Regions from separate parts of the Homo sapiens genome. Here regions 1, 2, 4 and 5 are each linked to region 3. The links are chromatin contacts, found by Hi-C or POLR2A ChIA-PET in ENCODE. All regions are on one chromosome and are shown on one strand. The core of a region is the stretch at or near the end of the contact, and the rest is flanking DNA. Distances in the headings are between cores, read along the strand shown.

The links. A loop is a pair of places that touch in the nucleus more often than their neighbours do. ChIA-PET counts read pairs that join two places held with the same protein, here RNA polymerase II (POLR2A). Pooled maps may share reads with other maps.
Region 1: a loop to region 3 is called in a map of B cell, with 19 times the contacts of the local background. The contact joins the promoter of RFK here to the promoter of TLE4 in region 3. A Hi-C loop is called at or near these places in 4 of 168 maps with a recorded cell type or tissue (B cell, CD8-positive, alpha-beta T cell, endothelial cell of umbilical vein and 1 more), 2 of 37 single-sample maps with no recorded cell type and 15 of 50 pooled maps. POLR2A ChIA-PET finds 5 or more read pairs at or near these places in 5 of 52 experiments (CD4-positive, alpha-beta T cell, GM12878, T-cell and 2 more).
Region 2: a loop to region 3 is called in a map of B cell, with 23 times the contacts of the local background. The contact joins the promoter of UBQLN1-AS1 here to the promoter of TLE4 in region 3. A Hi-C loop is called at or near these places in 9 of 168 maps with a recorded cell type or tissue (B cell, CD4-positive, alpha-beta memory T cell, OCI-LY7 and 5 more), 7 of 37 single-sample maps with no recorded cell type and 29 of 50 pooled maps. POLR2A ChIA-PET finds 5 or more read pairs at or near these places in 6 of 52 experiments (CD4-positive, alpha-beta T cell, CD4-positive, alpha-beta memory T cell, OCI-LY7 and 3 more).
Region 4: a loop to region 3 is called in a map of B cell, with 7 times the contacts of the local background. The contact joins the enhancer-like site here to the promoter of TLE4 in region 3. A Hi-C loop is called at or near these places in 1 of 168 maps with a recorded cell type or tissue (B cell), 2 of 37 single-sample maps with no recorded cell type and 4 of 50 pooled maps.
Region 5: a loop to region 3 is called in a map of OCI-LY7, with 13 times the contacts of the local background. The contact joins the promoter of CARNMT1 here to the promoter of TLE4 in region 3. A Hi-C loop is called at or near these places in 5 of 168 maps with a recorded cell type or tissue (CD4-positive, alpha-beta T cell, CD8-positive, alpha-beta T cell, OCI-LY7 and 1 more), 3 of 37 single-sample maps with no recorded cell type and 15 of 50 pooled maps. POLR2A ChIA-PET finds 5 or more read pairs at or near these places in 2 of 52 experiments (CD4-positive, alpha-beta T cell and naive thymus-derived CD4-positive, alpha-beta T cell).

The regions. Positions count from the first base shown.
Region 1 is chr9:76,393,063-76,395,762 of GRCh38, forward strand. It overlaps RFK (riboflavin kinase), which reads right to left and starts at 1,364. Exons shown (of 4, transcript NM_018339.6): 1 at 1,028-1,364. The coding sequence starts at 1,109. It also overlaps a transcript of GCNT1 not described here. RefSeq lists enhancers at 635-1,448, 1,311-1,605, 1,783-2,022 and silencers at 813-1,302, 1,343-1,422, 1,443-1,502.
Region 2 is chr9:83,706,510-83,709,209 of GRCh38, forward strand. It overlaps UBQLN1-AS1 (UBQLN1 antisense RNA 1), which reads left to right and starts at 1,326. Exons shown (of 2, transcript NR_135839.1): 1 at 1,326-1,803. It overlaps UBQLN1 (ubiquilin 1), which reads right to left and starts at 1,449. Exons shown (of 11, transcript NM_013438.5): 1 at 991-1,449. The coding sequence starts at 1,170. RefSeq lists enhancers at 472-1,362, 1,130-1,199, 1,363-2,251.
Region 3 is chr9:79,570,598-79,573,297 of GRCh38, forward strand. It overlaps TLE4 (TLE family member 4, transcriptional corepressor), which reads left to right and starts at 1,368. Exons shown (of 20, transcript NM_007005.6): 1 at 1,368-2,238. The coding sequence starts at 2,194. RefSeq lists enhancers at 1,250-1,379, 1,390-1,439, 1,480-1,569, 2,297-2,700 and silencers at 1,800-1,919, 1,980-2,139, 2,250-2,700.
Region 4 is chr9:76,471,800-76,474,499 of GRCh38, forward strand. All of the region lies in intron 2 of GCNT1 (glucosaminyl (N-acetyl) transferase 1), which reads left to right. Among named protein-coding and RNA genes, the nearest start is that of GCNT1, 14 kb to the left of the region's middle. RefSeq lists enhancers at 165-434, 785-864. Within about 2 kb of position 1,277, at least 4 of the 41 ENCODE cell types and tissues checked have a DNase peak (open chromatin) inside an H3K27ac peak, as active enhancers do.
Region 5 is chr9:75,026,947-75,029,646 of GRCh38, forward strand. It overlaps CARNMT1 (carnosine N-methyltransferase 1), which reads right to left and starts at 1,347. Exons shown (of 8, transcript NM_152420.3): 1 at 1,066-1,347. The coding sequence starts at 1,295. RefSeq lists an enhancer at 179-228 and a silencer at 879-1,568.

The sequences.
Region 1 (2,700 bases), core at 114-2,613, 3.2 Mb before region 3:
AATAAAGTACCAGGTAAGTATATAAAGCTCTCCAAAAAAATCCATACTCTTTGAGTAGGATGCAAAAAACAAGTACCAGAGTAGATGGATTTTTTCAGATCTGTTCTTTCCTAACCAGGTACTGAATCACCTGAAAAGTTTCTTTCTTTTTTTTTTTTTTTTGAGACGGTGTCTCACTCTGTCGCCCAGGCTGGAGGGCAGTGGCACGATCTCGCCTCACTGCAGCCTCCGTCTCCTGGGTTCAAGCGATTCTCCTGCCTCAGGTTCCCGAGTAGCTGGGATGACAGGCACGCGCCACCATGCCCAGCTAATTTTTGTATTTTTAGCAGAGACGGGGTTTTACCATGTTGGCCAGGCTGATCTCGAACTCCTGAGCTCAGATGATCCGCCCGCCTCGGCCTCCCAAAGTGCTGGGATTACAGGCGTGAGCCACCACGCCCGGCCAAAGCTTCTTATTTTTCAAATACACAAGCTCAAGGCTGACTTAACAAGTCAAGACGCAGCTCTGGCATGTATTTCTAAGGATGAATTACAGTCAGGTCTCGATTATTGAAATTAATGTAGACAGACCAAGAAGGTTAGCTGACTCTCATTCAACTACCTATGTTATCATTTGGACATTACATAATTACAAATTAAAAACAAAACCACCTTAGACCCGGCTTGCGAGTTCAGCCGTTCTGGCCCACGTTACGTCTCTAATGGGCAAGACAAGCGCAATGCTTGACCAACTGTACCTTGGCTGGCCAAGGAGGCGTGAACGGGGAATCCTGCGATTCATCTCGGGCTTCCGGCCCTCACCACCCCTCAACCCCGTCCCCGCGGAGCTCGGAGCCAGAAGCAGGGACAAGCTCCCTCAACCGAGCCAACGGTCCTCCGCCACAGACAAGGGGATGCGGGAGGAGGAAGGGTGTGCTCTCTGCCCGCGGTCCGGAGGCCCCACGCCCCGGTCCCAAGTCCCCGGCTGCCGTCTCTCCCCGCTCCCCACGTGACCCGGCCCGGGGGACTCTGGCCGCCCTGCTCTCACCTGTGGGGATGCCCAGCTGCTTGGAGCCGCGGCCGAAGCCCCGCACCACTTGACCCCGGCAGAAGTAAGGCAGGTGCCTCATAATGCAGTCCGCTCGGGGAATGGGCTGCGGCCCGGTCTGCGCGTCCTGCGGAGCCGCCGTCGACGCGGCGCCCAGACCCCGGACCAGCCGGGGGACAGGAGCGTGAGCTCTGCCTGCCGCGGGGGCGCACCAGTGGCCGGACGACGCCGACCACAGGCCACTGCGAATCCCTGACGCCGCCGACCCAACAAATACCGCCGGGCGCCTGAGGAGCTGCGTCTCCGCTGGAGGGCAGCGGAGACAGCCGAAGTAAGTGCCGGGTGTGAGCGGGGTGGGGGGAGGGGGCGGCCCGAAGCGCAGAGCCGGCCTCCGCGCCGCCGGCGTGCGCTCCCTTCCTCAGCCGAACGCCTCGAGCCCGCTCGGCTTCCGTAGCCCCGCCCCATCATGGCCCCGCCCCGCCGCTGCCTCGCCCGGCTCCCGCCGCAAGCTCCCGCTGCAGGCTCCCGCCCCAGGCGCCTAATGTCTGGATCCCGGGCTTCGTTTCAGCCCCTGGCGATGGGAACTAATGTGGAAACCCCGTTTTCAGCCTGAGAGCCGCGAAAGCACAATTCTCGAACAATTCTGGTTTTTTTTTCTCCTTCCTCCTGTTCATAACAATCCGGAAGCCAAAGTGAGACGCTCTTTAGCTCCTTGGCAACCGCTGGGTTGAACGTCAGGCATCGCTCGTTCCGTTCGCTCTTTAAGTATTTATTAAAGCTCCAAAATTCAGCTCAAAGATCGCCTCTTCACAGAGGCTTTTCCTGGCCGCCCTACCAGAAGCGGTCGTCCTCCAGGACCACTGACCACGTTCTGGAGTTATTAATATATTCGAATGTAAGCTCCAAGGGAGAAGTCCCTGTCTGTGACGCTGTTAACCCCAGAGACTAGTGGAAGGTTACCGACATGGGCGGTGACTGTCCCCTCCAGGCTGTCTTCTTGACAATTTCACAAGCCCGATAACAGGCCGTCCCTCTACTGCAATGCAGATAGAGGCCTTCGTACCCTCGGAACTGTAAATACGCACGCTCCTAGGGAAGTAGCTCTGGGCTCACTCACAGGATATGCAGGGTGCAAGGTTATAAGAAGGTGCATCCTCTTAACGTCTCGAAGACAAAGAAGTTTTTTATTTATTTTTTTAAATTTTTAATCAATGGAATCCAGAGAAGTTTAATTTTTTTCTTTTTTGCTCTATACATTTGTATAAAATTCTGTGCAGACCGTGTAGTCTCTTTCTACCTTACATGTATGCATCTCTGATAAGATTTACCTGATATTAAATTTATGTTCTAGGCCAGGCTTGGTGGCTCACGCCTGTATTCCCAGTAGTTTGAGAGGCCGACGCGGGAGGATTGATTGAGCCCAGGAGGTCGAGGCTGCACTGAGCTATGATAACGCCACTGCACTCCAGACTGGGCGACACAGTGAGACACCCTCACCCCTTAAAAGAACTAGAGAAGAAGAAGGAAGGGAGGGAAGGGAAAGGAAAGGGGAAGGGAAAGTGAAAGGGAAGAAAAGGGAAGGGAAGGGAGAGAAGGACCCAAAGAAGCAATTATGGTCAGTTACTTATCTATACGGAATTAAACAAAGAATAATGAGAATAACGATAATAGTA
Region 2 (2,700 bases), core at 76-2,575, 4.1 Mb after region 3:
TGTCCCTGGGGAAACTGATAGGTACATTTCAGGAATTGTTGTTTCCTGTCACCAACTGTTCACGTTGTTTGCGATCTTCAGAGATTAAGTCAGTAATTATGGAAAACACGACGTATTCAACAATACACTAAAATTATTTGTTAAATTCCACCAAGAATCTTAATTAACTGCAAGATTTGTATTCCTGAACCAAGTTTAAGTAATATTCTGCATTCACTCCGATTTTCTTTTATTTGATTGCAACCGCTAATATCAACATCGCTATCGCCCCTCTAAAATCAAACAAAAACCTACCCAATGATTGGCATCTAAGAGATGATAAACATACTAAAAGGGAAAGAGCAAGTCATCAGTGAAAGAAAGTCATTCACTTTTCTCCTTAAACCTAGTACTATCACTATTACTTAAGATGGAGCTAAAAACAGTTTCTACGTCATAATTTTTTTTTAAAGGTTGCAAGGTGGGAAAGATTTCAGGAGTTAAAATGCAGAACTAAATATACACATGCACCTCACCCCAAAACCCACCTTAACAAGCAGGCACGTAAAACAACGAGGATCCCACCCACCCCTTTTTAATTCATGAAACAAAACCGCAGCCTGAGCTAAAGCGAACCCTCGCCCCCGCCCAGCCTCCACCCCGCCCGGAGGCTGGCGGTGGGTCCCTTTCCTTTGTGAGGAGTTGGAGGGGAGGCGACGGAGGGCGGGGAACTGGGGGAGGAGGCTGAGGGTCGGCGGATACCAGAGAAGGAAGGCTCCGAGAAAAGCGGCATCAGCCCGTCCCACAAACAGGCCGCGCCGCCACGCCACAAACCATTGCGGTGTCCCAAGGCGCAAACCCACGAACTTGGGTGTGATCTAATTTGGGACGACGCCCGGGAGAATGGCCGAGGACGACCCCTCTCCCAGGCCCTTCCAAAAGGTCTCCTGGGGCGGCGGGCGGAGGTCCTGCCGCCACCCCCATCCCGGCCCGAGCCCCAGGCGGCCTCACCTGCTGGACGGAGCTATTCTCGGGCACGGCGAATTCCTCCTTTTCCTTCGGGGTCTTCACGGTGACTTTCATGATTTTGGGCTCCGCGGAGGCAGCGGCCGCGGGGGCGCCAGCACCTTCGGCTCCGGCGGCGCTATCCTGGGAGCCCGGAGGACCGCCGCTTTCACCACTCTCGGCCATGGCTGTGGCGGCGGCGGCGGCGGTGACTCAGGCAAGCAGGAGGGAGCAGGCGAGCAAGGAGGAGCCAGCAGACACCAGAGCCGGCAGGCCTGGACAGCGAAGAATGCAGAGCACGCCGCCTCAGTAGCAACGGGCGCAGGGCCACCGTAGCGGGTGTGGGGCCCCGGAGCTCGGTGCAGGCTCTGGCGCAGGCCCGGGTCAGGCGCTCGGCAGCCGCCGTGTGTTCAGGCGCCGCTCGCTCACACCGACATCCGCAGCAGCCACCGCTTCCTCCTCCCTGCCCCTTCCCCCACGTCCCTTCGCCGGCGCCGCGCGGAGCACGCCGGGTAACGCGCCTGGCGGCGTCGCCGAGTCATCCCCGGCTGGCGCGACTTTGAGCTCAGCCTGCGTGCCTTTTCCTTTCCCGCTCCATTGCCCAAAGTGCAGGCGAAGCCAGTGTGAAGGACTAAAAGCAAAATGGGGCGGGGTAGGTCAGTTCATGGTTTTTTTCCACTCCTTTCACCAAAAACTAAATCGCAGTTTCCAGTTAAGCGCTGTAACGGCGCACCGAGATGACGTCACGGTTAGCGAAATTACTAGAAAGGGACCAGTGGGCCCTGCGGCCGCGGCTGCGCCTGCGCGCTTGCTGTCCAGGTAGTCTCCCCACCTTACCTCATGCCCAGCTGGGCCGTGTTCACCCCTCCGCGCTGTCACAATCGCCTTGCCCTCCCTTGCCTCTCTGTCTACTCTGCGTTCCCCGCTGGGAGGAGGGTCTGGTGATAAAATAGCGGCGAGGTATTTTGTTATTTTAATATGCTTAGCGTTTGATATTTGGAGGGGTCGTATTGCCCTATGCGGGGGAGTTGGGGTAAGTTAATGGTGGAAAGGCCTCAGCACAACGAACAGAAAATGGAGTGAACGCCCGTGACTGCCCTGCGCAATCCTGCGGAGTCATTGCTTCATGGCCAGAGCTTATTTACCGCCCTCGGGTTAGCCCGGTTTGGTCAGACGATCAGTCAGGCAACCTGTATTGACAGTGGCCTCTGCTGCTACGATGACAGCTGTGCGCGAGCGCCCCCAGATTATCTGTGTGTAGGGCGGAACAGGGTGCCCGAGGAGTGTCCACCCAAATGGGACAATTTAATATAGTTGAGGTGTTCGCCTTATATTCTATCAAATTAAGTTACTGGTCAATTTCAGGCTTTAAGTGGCATTAAGGATAGTTCCAAAATTATTTTCAGTGTAATACAGAGAGAAATTATCTCTGAGAATCCTAATTTGAAATGACGTCATTGGCTTTTAAAGATGACTTGCAAGGAATGTACAAACCAGCCCATTATTAATCAATGTTGCACAATTTAAATCCTGACAGCCCACTATGACCCAAATCCGCAAAGATACATTCTGCCTTTCTGCTCCTAAGCCGTCCAACCCTGTTCTGAGAATAAATACTGTTACATAAACACGACTTTTTAGCAGAGCTCTATGGAATCTGGGTCTAAGAGAATCCTGAGGGTATCGATTTCAGTATAGACATCATTTGATATCACC
Region 3 (2,700 bases), core at 118-2,617:
TGTTTTTAACGGGGATAAACTTGACTTGCTTCTCCAAAGAGCGGGAAAAAGAGGCGCAGTCTTGGTACTGATCTGGGGGAGGGAACGTCCCAGGGCGCGCAGGGGCGTTTTCTACCCGTGCCCCGTCGGCCTGCTCTGTTCAGTACCGACCGTGTTCGGGGTTCACGTGGCCCAGTCGGCAAAGTTTCTTTGGAGGTCCAGCGTCTCTGATTCCCGGATCTTCAGCCCCACCCGGAGCCCCCACGGTTACTGCCCCCCGCGACCCCCGATGGAGCGTCGGGATGCGCTTTCTCTCCGAGTGCCTCCGGGGGTGGAGGGAGGGAGGCCTGTTTCGGAACTAAATGGCAATCACAGCCCCCGCGGGGCTTGGAGGGACGAGCTCCCCGCCCACCCCGCGGCCCCGGCCCCAGCCAGCATCTCGCGACTCCATTTCTGGCTCTAAACAAGAACGGGGACCGAGTCGCGTTCACACGGAAAATTATGCCGGCTCCAGCGGCGCGTAAAATTGATGTGAACCGAACGAAGTAAGATCAGCGTGATCCTCCCCCTCTTGTCTCAACAGGGGTTTCGGCGCGTTACACAAGGCCGAGCTTGTCTCTTTAAGGAGACATTGGACCCTAATTAGTCCGCATTCCTGGCGCGGCTGCGGAGCGAGGGGCCGAAGGTGTCTGGGTTGGGAGACGGGTGGGCGGGAGGACGAGACTCGGAAGAAGATCTTTTGACCAGCCCCCAGGCTCACCGCTCCCTCCACCCTCTTTATTTTGCCGCCACCACCACCACCACCACCAACACCTAATTCTGAAGATGCAGCCAGGGCAGCAGCAACAGCAGCAGCCGCCGATTCTCCCAGCCCCACGTTACTTTGATTGACAGCTGAACAAATGTTTTCCCGGTTCGAACGCTCGCGCTAAGGAACGTCAGCCAAGGCGAAGCTCCGCCTTGGGCGGGCCATCTCCGCCCCGCCTCCGCCAACCTCATTCCTCTTCGTTAATTGGTCGGAGCTACAGGCGACGCCCGGCCCCCACGTGGGTTTCAGCTGGGTTGGCTCCTCCCCGCTGGCTTGCCATTTGTCAGCAGTGAAATGATGGGCACTAACACAGAACGGCGATTAATGTTCAGCCACCTCTGATTGGTTGGTGGAGACGCCTACCGCAACGGGGGTGGGCGGGGCGCTTGGAGAGCTCGCCAGAGCGCTCGCATGGCGGGCCGGTGATTGTAGTCAATCTGGCCGTATTCTCAGGCAGGGTCGCCCGGGGCGGACTACATCTCCCGGGATGCTGCGCGGCCGCCCCGCGGAAGATTGTGAATATGTATCAGAATGTTAATGATTAGCTGCTGCTAAATTTGGTCAAAGAAGTCACCTACACAGAGCGTGTTGTTAGAGCTGTGCTGAGCGGGTGTTTGGGTTGTTGGCTGCTTTCTTCCCCCTTTCTCACACACTTGTATATTATTTTGAGGTGGTGTTCGCAGAGTTTGAAAGGAGAGAGAATTAAAAAAAAAAGCCGCAAGCGTTTCACTCTTTTATTTTTATAATCCCCTTCAATTTGGGGTTAAAAAAAAGACAAGAAAACAGGAAGGAAGAGAAATAAGGAAATGAGATGTGGTAAAAGAAGCTAAAAGGTGCCTTTTAAAAGATCGTTGCTGTGAAGTGAAAAAAATCTCCAGAGAAACCAAAAAGCACCGCCGAGACCTCTTCCGAACCAAAGGAGTTTGTGTTTGCTTTTAGGGAAGAAGAAAGATCATTCATTCGGAGGAATAACAACCAATTAAAAGACAAATAAAAAAAGTTTGGAGTGGGACGCAGAGCGAGCGAGAGGAGCTGCCGGCGGGCGGTGGGGCGCGGAGCCCGCACTTTCCCGGCCGGGTGAGCGGCGGCCGCGGCGCCGGGCTCGGCGGGTGCGCCTCGGCGGAGCGAACGTCGGAGCGTTGCCTTGGGAGACGCGCGCCGGACAATGCCCGCGGCGGGCCAGTGACGCCCGCGGGGAATGCGGAGCGGCCCGGCAGCCGGCACCCAGCCGCCGCCGCGCGTTCCTGCCGCCCGTGTCACGCGAGACCCGGCGGGGGCCGGGACCGCCCGAGCCGCCCCTCAGACCGAGCCGGCCGCCTCCGCTGCCGCGGCCGCCTCCTCTTCGGGGTCATTAAAGCCAATGAGCCGCGCGCCTCTGCCGAGCGCAGCCAACTAAATCGGCTTGGATGATTCGCGACCTGAGCAAGATGTACCCGCAGACCAGACACCCAGTGAGTGCGGGCGGCGGGGCGCGGGCTCGCCGGGTGCTGGGGGATTCCCCGCGTCGCCCCCTGCGCACCGAGTTGTGTCTTTTGGCCGGAGGGGCGTGGAGAGCCGCCCGAAATCGGCGCCCCGCGCCGGGAGCAGCCCGCCCGCCATCACCCCCACCCCCCGGCGCGGTGGCCCTCGGAGGGGGTGCGGAGAGGCAATTGAGTTGTAGCCATTTTCTTATTGTTGTCTTTGAAGCCCCTGGAAGCCGCGCCGAGCCGTTTGCGGTCCCCGCGCCGCGACTCCTCGAGGGGGGGTGGCGAGCGATGAAGGAGGCGCGACTCCGCGCCCGGGCGGGGAGGGCGCCCTCGGCAGCGGCGCTGCTGGGCTGGCTGCGGTTTGGAAGTGCGGGGCGCCGGCCCCTCGCGCCGCGGGCCGCCGGGGCGAGCGGGCGAACGAACGAGCCGAGAGGGTGGCGGCCGCCT
Region 4 (2,700 bases), core at 27-2,526, 3.1 Mb before region 3:
GATTGGTCATGCTCAGTAATATTATTTTGGGTCAAAATAAGATGTAAATTTTTTTTTCTTTTGAGACCAGTCTCGCTTTGTTGCCCAGGCTGGAGTGCAGTGGCATGATCACAGCTCACTGCTGCTTCTCCCCAGTCAGCTCAACTGGTTCTCCCACATCAGCCTCCCGTAAATATTTTTTAAAAATGGACTAGGGGCTGGGCATGGTGGCTCAGCCTGTAATGCCAGCACTTTGGCAGGCTAAGGCTGGCAGATCACTTGAGGTCAGGAGTTCGAGACCAGCCTGGCCAACATGATGAAACCTCGTCCCTGCTAAAAATTAAAAAAAATAGCCAGGTGTGGTGGCGTTCGCCTGTAATCCCAGCTACTCAGGAGGCTGAGGTGGGAGAATCACTTGAACCCGAACCCGGGAGGCGGAGGATGCAGTGAGTCAAGATCGCACCTCTGTACTTCAGCCTGGGCAACAGAGCGAGACTTTGTCTCAAAGAAAAAAAGGAAATGAGAAAAGAGAATGTGTGACTGACACCACAAAGAAATGTCAGATGTCTCTTTTGGGGTTCTGTGGGTGGCCCTCCCTCCCAAAAAAGTAGAATTGAGTGAAGGGAATGCAGTAGAGCGTGAAAGAACACATACCCACAAGGGTGAAGCTGCAGGCTCTGGTTAAAGGCAGCTTTCCACTAGATCTTGACCCTTATGCCCCAGGGCCTCAGCTTTTTCTTGAGTTACAGAGGAGGGTGCAACTTGGGGCTAGATGGACTTTTTTGTTATGGACTTGCCATATGCTCTTCTTGTAAGTTTTCTTTGTCATGTAAGTTTGAGAAATGCTGAATACCATGTCTCTGTCTTTAAATATTTACAGTAGACCTGACTGTCTTAAGGGCTAAGAAATAAGGAGCCAAACCAGCAACAGAGAATCTTGTCTTTCTTTTCTTTTCTTTTCTTTTCTTTTCTTTTTTTTTTTTTTTTTGAGATGGAGTCTCGCTCTGTCACCCAGGCTGGAGTGCAATGGCGTGATCTCAGCTCACTGCAACTTCTGCCTCCCAGATTCAAGTAATTCCCCTGCCTCATATTCCGGAGTAGCTGGGATTACAGGCGCCTGCCACCATGGCTGGCTAATTTTTGTATTTTTAGAAGAGACGGGGTTTCACCACGTTGGCCGGGGTGGTCTAGAATTCCTGACCTCAGATGATTTGCCCACCTCGGCCTCCTAAAGTGCTGGGATTACAGGTGTGAGCCACTGTGCCCTGCGACACTTGTCTGTCTTTACGTCTTTGTTTCTTGTAATTTATGGGACCACAGACTCCACCCCTAGCCTGAAGACCTAGTAATTGCTCCCAGAGCTGCTGTTTCCAGCAACACTAGATGCTTCCTGAAGTTTCTTTCAGCTCTACAATGGATGCATTGTTCTAAAAATAGTTTCTAACTATATTGACCAAGCCTATAATTTCCTCCAGAAACCTCAGCATATAACCTCTGAGTGAATTCCTGGAGAGCAGGGAGCATGTATTATTTATGTTTGTATTTTTCTCCCCAGAGCCTAGGAATCTATTTTGTATAATAGATTCTCAGTATAGAATTGAGTATATTGAAGTATTTGTTAGTAAACTGGAAATATGGATTTTCATTTTTGAAGTCTGAAAAAGTTACCCTTAGACATGAGCTCAGATTTGAACAAAAGTCAAAAAAGGGAAAATAATGAATAATAATACATTGCCAATATTAAGGGCTCATTATTTGTCAAATACAGTATAAACATGTTACAAGTTAGCTCACTTACTCTTTATAAAAACTCTAAGGTATATATGATAATTTCCCCAATGAAATTGTTTAAAGTTAATTAGTTTTTTAAAAAAACAACAAAAACGCTGAAGCTAGGAGAGGCTAAGAATTTGCTGAAGTTTGGGTTGGGGAATGATGACTCCCAGGTCTCCTGCTGGGGCAGTCCGGTTGGAGAGCTGAAATCATTGCCACTGTACTCTTCTGTGTCTCAGATGTAAACAAACCCAAGAGAAAATATTCAGGACTGGGCACAGTGGCTCACACCTATCATCCCAGCACTTTAGGAGGCCTAGGTGGATCACTTGAGCCCAGGAGTTCAAGACCAGCCTGGGCAACAGTGCAAGACCTTGCCTCTACAAAAAATATAAAAATTAGCCAGGCATGGTGGCATGTGCCTGTACTCCCAGCTACCCAGGAGGCTGAGGTAGAAGGATCGCTTTGAACCTGGGAAGTCGAGGCTGTAGTAAGCTTTGGTTACGCCACTGCACTCTAGCTTGGGTAACAGAGCGATACCCTGTCTCAGAAAAAGAAAGAAAAGAAAAGATTCAGCCACTAGTAATCAAAGAAATCACAAAGTGAAACCTTGATGATGTACCATTTTACAGTTGCAATATCGGCAAAAATAATTATACAGTATATTCATATACAGTCATTTAACATTATATATAATTAAAATGTATAGTAAATGTAGAGAAAATGGTATCCAGATGTTACTGGGGACAGTATAAGTATCGTTTATTTGGAAGGCAGACAAGAGGCACAGAAACTTACAAGTAGTGACCTAAAATCCTTATTCCTGGGAATTCCAAGGAAGTCCTTTAAAAGCAAAGCAAAAACAAAGCTATGAATATACAAAGCTATTCATAGTTCATATTTATAACAGTATAATTTGGAAATACCCTTAATATCCAACCATAAGAT
Region 5 (2,700 bases), core at 97-2,596, 4.5 Mb before region 3:
CAGCAAAGCAAGAGATTTATAAAAACAACTATAATACATAAGATGAACAATATAAAAAAACTTTGCATAAAGCACAGCAGGAACCCACCTATGGGAACAGGTTTACCTGCGTAGGAGGTCATGTCTGTCTGATTCCAACTGCAGCCTCAGAACATAGTCACCGGTGGACTCATATCTCTTACGTGAATAAAAGTGTTATCTTCACCTGAAAATCCAGTTGATTTAAGTCCCTTTCAGCTCTTGGAATTATAATTTTGTGATTAAGCTACTTTAACATCTATCTAGAAGAAACGTGGAAGTTAGGGAGCTGTTTTTATGAATGAGGAGCATAAAGGTCCTACCACAGTGCCTAGCACACCAGGGAGAATTAGATACAGATTTGCAGAAAAAAAGAACGTAAAGGCAGCTCTTATTGTGACTTCTCTCATCTCTCCTAATAATTAGCAAATTTTAGAATATCCGGACCACTTCCGCCCTTAATCACCCACCAGTTAAAGACACTGAGCAGCATCATTCAATCGCTCACACAAAAGTGCAAGTGCGTTCACAGCGCCAAAGAGGGGTGGGTGGAAATCTTAAACTGCTCTTACAAGCACTGGTAACAGTTTGGGAAAATACGTCCTACAGCATCCCACGCGTAGGTGAACTTGGGCTCTCCGTGTGTTCAGTTTGGAGGACATCGACCACACACACCAATCAGCCCAGCAGTGGACGATTGTACCACCATCGTCTTCTATCTGAAATTGTTACAGCGCTTCTCTGGTCACCCCCATCGGCCTCAAAGCCAAACCTTTACGAGGACGGAGGCAGGAGAGCTAATCTGATCCTGAGGTCAGAAGACACGAGGCTGTGCAGCAGACGGCGCGGCGGACACGCGGGTGTGCAGGGCCGGGAGGGGCTGGGGTGGTGCGAGGTGACTCGGGGCCCGGAGGTCAGCTGCAGCAGCCGGGTCCCGACGCCTCGGAGGCGTGGCGGCGGGACGGCGAGCGCCCCCGTTCCGGCGGGTCCGCCGCCACCAGTGGGCGCCCCGACGGTCTGGGCCGGGGTCCGCCACGGGCTCCTTACCCGTAGTAGCGGAAGGCATTAATGATCTTCCAGAAGTGCTCACGCTCAAGCCTCTCCTCCTCCTCCTCGGTGCTGCGCGTGGCCGCCGCCGCTGCCGCCGAAACCGCCGCGGCCGAGCCCCAACGCCCGGCGGAAAACTGCACTTCCACCTCCTCGCTGCCACCGCCTCCTCCCCCGCAGCCCTCGGGCAGCCGGGAGGTGGGCGGCGGAGGGCGACGCCGTCGCTGCATCGCCGCCGCGGCCCTCGGCCTGGCTCGCTTGCGTCTCTCCGCGACCGACAGCGTGGTGGCGGCTGCTTGGCCTTCCTCTAGACGGCGCCCGCCGCGGACATGCCCCCAGCTCGCGGCGCGCTCCGCCCCCGCCACCCTCAGGCCTCCATCCGCGCTGGGCTCCGCCAGGTCTTCAGGGCTCCCAGAACCAATGCGCATGCGTGTGCCTTGGTACGCGGAGGGCCCGTGCGGTCTGCGCTCATTTGCTGCCGGGCTTCGGAGACAGCGCGCTGACGTCACAACCACGCTTCCAAGGGCGGGGCCAAGGCCCCTTGGTGGGAGGCGGAGGAGGAGCTCGTAGGTGGGGTGGGACTGGCACTGCCGTTACCTGTGCGCGGCCGCGTGGGTGGGACTTAAAAGCCGGCGAGTGCCGGATTGTTGAGCTGGAGGCTGAACGCGGTCCCAGGCACTAGCAAAGAAGGGAAAGGCAAAAAGGAAAAGTTCGGCTTTGATGATTTTATTCGGAATTTTTATTTCAGAAAGTCTAGAAGGAACGTCTTGTATCCACCCTAATTTAAGTTTTAATTCACTTCCTAAATGAATTCCTATTTTTAATTACTTAAGGGGGTCGGAAGTGGGCGCCATCATCTTTTCACTTTTTTTTTTTTCCCCACTCTGTCGCCCAGGCTGGAGTGCAGTGGTGCGATCTCGGCTCATTGCAACCTCTGCTTCCTGGGTTCAAGCGATTCTCCTGCTTCTGCCTCCCGAGTGGCTGGGATTACAGGCGCGCGCCACCACGCCCGGCTAATTTTAGTATTTTTAGTAGAGATGGGGTTTCACCATGTTGGCCAGGCTGGTCTGGAATTCCTGGCCTCAGGCGATCCACCCTCCTCGGCCTCCCAAATTGCTGGGATTACAGGCGTGAGCCATCGCGCCCGTCCCATCTTTCCAGTCTTTAGGGGCTTGCGGCAGTCCTAATTCCTCCTTTACTGAGGATGGCAACAGATGAGGAAAATGCAAGGACCTTCTATCCAGCACCTGGTCTTGGGAAGACCATTACACCTACCAGCATCTAAGGGTGGCTCTTGGGAAATAACTTATTCTGGGGCCGGGCGCGGTGAATCACGCTTGTAATCCCAGCACTTTGGAAGGCCTAGGTGGGCGGATGACGAGGTCAGGAGATCAAGACCATCCTGGCTTACATGGTGAAACCCCGTCTCTACTAAAAACACAAAAAATTAGCCGGGCTTGGTGGCTGGCGCCTGTAGTCGCAGCTGCTCTGGAGACTGAGGCAGGAGAATGGCGTGAACCCGGGAGGCGGAGCTTGCAGTGAGCCGAGATCGTGCCATCCAGCCTGGGCGACAGAGCGAGACAGCGTCTCAAAAAAAAAAAAAAAAGAAAAGAAAAAGAAATAACTTATTCTGTT